Linked DNA regions of Homo sapiens: region 1 is linked to region 2. A link is a contact called in ENCODE Hi-C or POLR2A ChIA-PET data. All regions are on one chromosome and are shown on one strand. The core of a region is the stretch at or near the end of the contact, and the rest is flanking DNA. Distances in the headings are between cores, read along the strand shown.

Region 1 (3,085 bases), core at 213-2,712, 130 kb after region 2:
AGAGAGTGAGAGAGAGAGAGAGAGAGAGAGAGAGACAGACAGAGAGAGAGAGAGCGCGCGAGCCAGCCATCTTGGCAGCCATTTTGAACCCCTCCCCCTCCTGCCCCCAGGCACACATGTTGGGAAGTGGGATGTGGGAAGACAGACCCCAGCTCTGAGTCCGGTGGAAGCCAGGCGGAAGGGGGGGCCCTGCCTGGAACTGGGATACAGAAACACCCACGCAGCTGGCATGGCTGGGGGTGGATGGGGGTTGGAACAGGAAGAAAGGGTCCAGGCAGGTACAGTGAGGTGTTGGCCAGGGATGGGGCAGTGTGAGGACCCGGACTGGAAGTGTAGAGACAGGGGTGTGTGTAGCCAGCGGCTGTCTTCAGATGGGGGCCAGGGGTGCACTGGAGAGATACCTGGGAGGGCATTTTCTGGACACGGCTGGAGCAAACACAGCATCCCCCCACCCCACCACTTCAGGCCTGGACTCGGGTCCCAGGACCGTCAGATGGGAGGATGACAACCAAACCCTCGCAGCTCAATCCAATGCGCACCTGGGGTGGGGGTGGGGAGCTGTCCTCAAAGCACGAATAATCCGAGTGGATCAAACCTGCCGGCCTCCCGTGCTTTAACCCGGCACCACGGAGAGAAGGTGCTGCCCGGCTGCACCCCCTCCTCCTGACAGCGGCGCCCCCCGGACTGCGGCCGGCTGGACACCCAGACGGACCCCTCCCCATCCCCCGCGCCACTGCCTCCCAGAGAAAAACAACCCCCTCGCCCAGCATCCTGTGGTGCCAGCCCCCGACACGGCTCCTCTGGGGCGCGGGGCCGGCGCGCGGCGCGCACACGCACCCCCTCCGCTCACACCCAGACACCTACACAAACAGGGCGCCAAGCACCCGCGCGCACACGCACCGGGGACACGCAGGCACCGCCGCGCCGCTTCCCCACAAAGGCTGGCGCGCGCGCGGGCACACGCAGCCACGCGCGGGCACACTCGCGGTCCCCTCCCCCCGCCAGGCACCCTGCGGTAGCCCGTCCGCACCCCCGCGCCCCGGGCGCTCCGTGGGGGCCGCCCCTCCCAGGCCCCTCGCCAGTGGGGGTGAGGTGCGGGCTGCCCCCGACGCCCCTCCCGCTCAGGTGCGGTGCCCCGCGCGGCTCCCGTGTCCCCTCCCCCCTCGCGGCCAGGACAGGCCCCGGCCTCCCATCCTTCCCGCCTCCCCTCTTCCACGCGCCCCGCACACCTGGCCCAGGTGCGGCTTCGCCCCTCGCCCTGGGCCCGCAGACACTCACCTGTCCAGCGCCTCTCTGGGGTCGGCCCAGCGTGTCTCTCCTGCGGCTCGGCGAACCCGGGCCCCCCGCCCGGCACATCTCCCGGAGCCGGGGCTGGGGGGAAGCGGGTAGGAGGTGGCGGGACGAGGGCGGCCTCCGTGTCCCTTCCTTCCCCTGGCCCAGCACCGCCGCCGACCAAAAATTAGGAAAAAAAAAAAAAAAGAAAAGAAAAGAAAAAAAAGAGGCGGATTACACGGATCCAAAGGCGGCCCCCTCGCGGCGGCGGAGGCTCGGGACTGGGGGCGATCGGGTCTGCGCCCCTCCCGGGGAGGGAGGCGGTGGGGCGGGGGCGGCGTCAGAGCGCCGGGGGCTGGGGCGAGGCGGAGCGCCCCGAGGCGGCGCCGGCAGCGGCCCGCATCTCCCCCGCAGCTCCGCGGCCCCGACGGAGGCGGCACGTGTGCGCCCAGGCGACTTCCCAGCCCCCTCCGACGCCGGCGGTGGACGAGGGGTTAACGGGGCAGCCGGGGCGCCCCTGCAGGCCCCCGCCGCCCGGCGGCGCCGCTCCGGGGCCCGCGCGGCCCCATCAGCCGGGGCCTCCTCGGCAGACGGCGGGGCGGGGGCACCGCAGCGCCGACAGCTCCCGCGCCGACGGCTCGGGCTCCCCGCAGTGGCCGCGGGGAGCTCGGGTTGGGGGCGGGCGGCGCGGAGCTGGCGGAGGGGGGCGGCGCGGCTGGAGGCGGGTGCCGCGGCGTCGCGCCCCCGGTGCGGCCGGAGGGGGGGCGCCGGGCCGGGCCCGTGGGCACCGCAGGACGCGCGGACCGAGCCGGCGCCGGGCACCAGCAATGACAAGCCGCCTGCTCGCCCCGCTCCCCGGCGCACCCGCTCCGGGAGGGGGGCGGTGGGCGCGCGCAAAACCCGGCCCGGAGTCGCCGCCCGGGACTGGCCGCCGCAACCCGCTTGAGCGCCCCAGGAGCCGGCCCGAAAACCCGGGCTGGACTTTCCTTCCTTTCGCCTCCTCTCGCCTCCTCCCTGGAAAAGCAGGGAGAGGGAAAGCGACGTGCTGGAGCCCCGCGTTGGAGCGGGGAGTGGGGGAAGGGAGACAGGCGTAAGGAAGACCCGGAGCGGATTTTCCAGTGAAGTATAAGGAAAGGCGCCGAGCCCGGGGAAGGAGGGCGCAAATGGGGAGATCTGGAAGGGTTGTGCAAAACCCGAGTTGGATTAGATAAAGATGGGAGGAACGGTGTTGGAGCGGGGGGTTGGGGGGTAGATGCGACATGGCCAAATGCACCCGGGGCACGCAAATTTCGGGCCGGATTCTTTCTCGGGAGACGGAGTAATGCGTCAGGCCTAACGCAGTGGAAACAAGCAAGACCCGGCCCGGAACTCCCGGGACCTGGGTTCGCATGGTGGGGGGTTCTGGAAGGGGGATGCTTAGTGGCTGAGGCGACTTGGGCTGCCCTCATCTTCCTGGCAGCGACGTGCAAGGGGGACGGGCAAAAGGAGGACTGGACTCGGGTACGAAGGGATTTGGCGCGCTGGCTGCACCGGAGCGGACAGGTAAAAGCGGTTTCTGGATCCAGGGGCGCTGCGAAGGGAATGCGATGAGGCCGCTACCCTGGGAGACCAGACCTACAATAAAAGGCGAGGGAGGCACGCAAAGCCAGGACTGGAGCGCGGGACGGGATGAGACCCTCAGCAGAAGATCCTGGGCCACCGGGACAGGGGCTTGGAGCTGACCGGGCAGCAGGGGCGGAGGGAAGCGTTAGGGGGAGGTTTGTACCTGTAAACGCCTCAAAGTCTTGCTTTTGGGGAGGGGGTGCGAGGGGAA
Region 2 (3,364 bases), core at 851-3,350:
GTGGTACAGGAGCTGCAGCAGGCCATCTCCAAGCTGGAGGCCCAGCTGAACGTGCTGGAGAAGAGCTCGCCTGGCCACCGGGCCACGGCCCCGCAGACCCAGCACGTGTCTCCTATGCGCCAAGTGGAGTCCCCGGCCAAGAAGCCAGCCTCACCAGCAGAGGATGACGAGGATGATGACATCGACCTGTTTGGCAGCGACAATGAGGAGGAGGACAAGGAGGCGGCACAGCTGCGGGAGGAGCGGCTACGGCAGTACGCGGAGAAGGCCAAGAAGCCTGCATTAGTGGCCAAGTCCTCCATCCTGCTGGATGTCAAGCCTTGGGACGATGAGACGGACATGGCCCAGCTGGAGGCCTGTGTGCGCTCTATCGAGCTGGACGGGCTGGTCTGGGGGACCTCCAAGCTGATGCCCGTGGGCTACGGTATCCGGAAGCTACAGATTCAGTGTGTGGTGGAGGACGACAAGGTGGGGACTTACTTGCTGGAGGAGGAGATCACTAAATTTGAGGAGCACGTGCAGAGTGTCGATATCGCAGCTTTCAACAAGATCTGAAGCCTGAGTGTGTGTATGTGTGCGCGTGCGTAAGGCCCTGCCACGATTAAAGACTGAGACCGGCAAAAAAAAAAAAAAAAAAAAAAAAGAAAAAAAAAAGAAAGAAAGAAAAGAAAAAGAAAAAGAAAAAAATGTTCCCGTGAAAGGGGGCCAAGAACCCAGCCCAGTTGGCATGGCTGGAGGAAGGACCAGGAGATGATGCAGTGGGGAAGGTGCTATAGAGAAAACTTTTTCCCAGAAGTATACAGCTTATTTATTTATTTATTTATTTATTTATTTTGAGACAGAGTTTTGCTCTTGCTGCCTAGGCTAGAGTGCAGTGGCGCGATCTTGGCTCACTGTAACCTCCACCTCCCAGGTTCAAGTGATTCTCCCACCTCAGCTTCCCGAGTAGCTGGGATTACAGGCGCCCACCACCAGGCCTGGCTAATTTTTTTTTTGTATTTTTAGTAGAGACGGGGTTTGGCCATGCTGGCCAGGCTGGTTTCGAACTGCTGACCTCAGGTGATCCTCCCGCCTCGGCCTCTCAAAGTGCTGGCATCACGGGCATGAGCCTCCATGCCCGGCCGGTAACTGTATTTTTCCTTCTGGGCACCCCAGAATGGTGGGGTTGGGGGCAGGTTCTGGGAAGAGTCTGCTTCCATTAGGGGGAAAGTGGAAAACGTCCCTAGGGGAGGGTGGCCCGCGCAAGGGCATCGATCCTGCCCTTGAACCGCATGATCCGGCCCCAGCTGCTCTTTCCCCCTACCCTGGACGCCTCCTGTTTCCTGTCTGGGCCTCCCCAGGCGCCCGGGCCCAAGGTGACCGCCTTTCAACTGCAACCGCTAAGCTGCGCCCACGGCGCACTGTGTCCGTCTCTCCCTCCTCCCTCAATCCGGGAGTGCCCTTGGCAGCGGACACCTCCCGGATTTTTCCGGGAGGAGAGGGGAAGCCGCTTCTCGGCTTGGCGTGGGGGCAGTGGTGCGCGGCTGGGAACCTCGCTGAGCCCAAGCATTGGTAGGGAGACCCCAGCGGCCAGTAAGGCGGCTCCTGGCGCCCCCTCGGGCCGGAGCTGTGCGCTGCAAGGCTGGATCGGAGGGAGGGCCCAGGGGCCTGAGGAGTCGCTGCCTGCCGGCTGGCACGACCAAGCGGGACTGCCCGGGTCCCGAAAATACGGCTTCGGGGGACACCTCACCAAGCGGCTAGTGGTTCAGAACCCCAGTCCGACGCGCTGCTGGGCCCAGTCTCCGGGACGATGACGGGGACATGGCTCTGAAAAAGTGCCAGGGTGCGCTCAGTAGAACCCAGCACCCAGAATGGCCCCCCAGAGAGCGGGGCCGGGTCTAGGGAAGCCCTCTTCCAAGAAGTCCCGTGCCCTGAGGTGACTGGGCGCGCTAGTTGATGAAACTGAGTGCCCCACCGAGGCGCCCCTGTCCCGAGGGCGGGGCCAGGGCGGGGCGGGAGTCCTCCTGGCAGGTGCCGGGGGCGGTGCCCGGCCCTGCCCCCGGGGGCCGTTCCTGGAGGCCAGAGGCGGGTCAGAGAAGCCGCCGGTGCGGGCGACGCCTTGGAACCCACGGCCGCCACTGCCGCCACAGGTGCCTCACAGTGCCCTCTGTCCTCGCTCTGGGAATCAAAACCCCGGTTGGGAACTGAGGCTTCCGAACTGCTTCCAACCCTGGACACGAAGGCCCCCACCGGCCGGAGAACGAAACCCTGGGGTCGTCTGAAGAGGAGGGCCAGGAGTCCCCAGGGCCAGACAGCGAAGCCCCAGAGCTGCTGCGGAGCTGAACACCGAGGTCCCCAAGCCCTCCGCAAAGGACGTGGAGATCCTGGAGCAAGAGAGCGAAGTCCTCGAGCCATCAGTCGAGCAGGACGCAGAGAGCCCCGGGCTGTCCACAGCTGCGGGCTTTGAGAGTCCTGAGCCAGGCAGAGACGACCCTGGGCCGTCCGAAGCGCAAAGGGCGGAGGTCCAGGGGCAGCATCCCCCTCCAGGCCCTAAGACCTCCTCCTCCAGGTCAGGCTCGGAAGCCCCCCACCTGCGTTTTCCGCCGTGCCCCGAGGCTCCCCAGCGTCCCCCGGAGGAGCGGTTCATGGAGACGCCCATCGAGCGCGAAATCCGCCGCAGCTGCGAACGCGAGGAGAGCCTGCGCCGGAGCCGGGGCCTGAGCCCGGGCCGCGCAGGCCGTGAACTCGTCGAGCTGCGCGTGCGGCCGGTGCTCAACCTGCCGGGTCCTGGCCCCGCGCTCCCGCGCGCCCTGGAGCGGGCGCGGGCGGGCGCGCAGATGCAGCGGGACATCGAGCGGGAGGCCCACCGGCAGGCGGCGCTGGCGCGCCCCGCGGTCCCCGAGCCGCGCGCCCGGTCGCCGCCGCAGCCGCTGGGCGAACTCAAGCGCTTCTTCGAGGCCGCGGCGGGGAGCGGCTCCTCGGCGGGGGCGGGGGACGGCGCGGGCCCGCAGAGGCTGCCAGAGCCTGGGGGACGGCCGCGCTCGGCCGTGCAGGGCGGGTGCCGGGTGCTGGGCAGCGCCCCGCCGCCTTTCACTCCGTCACTGCTGGAGCAGGAGGTGCGCGCCGTGCGCGAGCGCGAGCAGGAACTGCAGCGCCAGCGGCGCAGCGTCTATGGCACCGCGGAGTTCAAGGAGCCTACGCCGAGCCTCACCGGTAAGCCGCGGGCGTAGCAACGCCGGGACCCCCAGGGTTCCAGCCGCCCCCACCGATTGCCCAACTTCAGTGGCCCCTCCTGTGGCCCTCCGATTCTCGGGGTCTCTCCCTCCAAGCTCCCAGACCCCCTCTCAATTTTGTCTCTTGCCTACCCCTTCTGGAGCTCCATTAC

Evidence for each region. A loop is a pair of places that touch in the nucleus more often than their neighbours do. ChIA-PET counts read pairs that join two places held with the same protein, here RNA polymerase II (POLR2A). Pooled maps may share reads with other maps.
Region 1: a pooled map shows a loop between it and region 2 (3-fold over the local background). The contact joins the promoter of ADGRL1 here to the promoter of MISP3 in region 2. A Hi-C loop is called at or near these places in 1 of 168 maps with a recorded cell type or tissue (naive thymus-derived CD4-positive, alpha-beta T cell) and 9 of 50 pooled maps. POLR2A ChIA-PET finds 5 or more read pairs at or near these places in 3 of 52 experiments (AG04450, activated B cell and endothelial cell of umbilical vein).

Annotation. Positions count from the first base shown.
Region 1 is chr19:14,204,707-14,207,791 of GRCh38, forward strand. ADGRL1 (adhesion G protein-coupled receptor L1) reads right to left here and starts at 1,463. Exons shown (of 23, transcript NM_014921.5): 1 at 1,279-1,463. RefSeq lists silencers at 2,077-2,136, 2,157-2,256.
Region 2 is chr19:14,070,686-14,074,049 of GRCh38, forward strand. MISP3 (MISP family member 3) reads left to right here and starts at 2,101. Exons shown (of 3, transcript NM_001291291.2): 1 at 2,101-3,192. The coding sequence starts at 2,625. It overlaps MIR1199 (microRNA 1199), which reads left to right and starts at 2,676; the gene lies at 2,676-2,794. It also overlaps the pseudogene EEF1DP1. RefSeq lists silencers at 1,920-2,089, 2,660-3,069 and an enhancer at 3,257-3,364.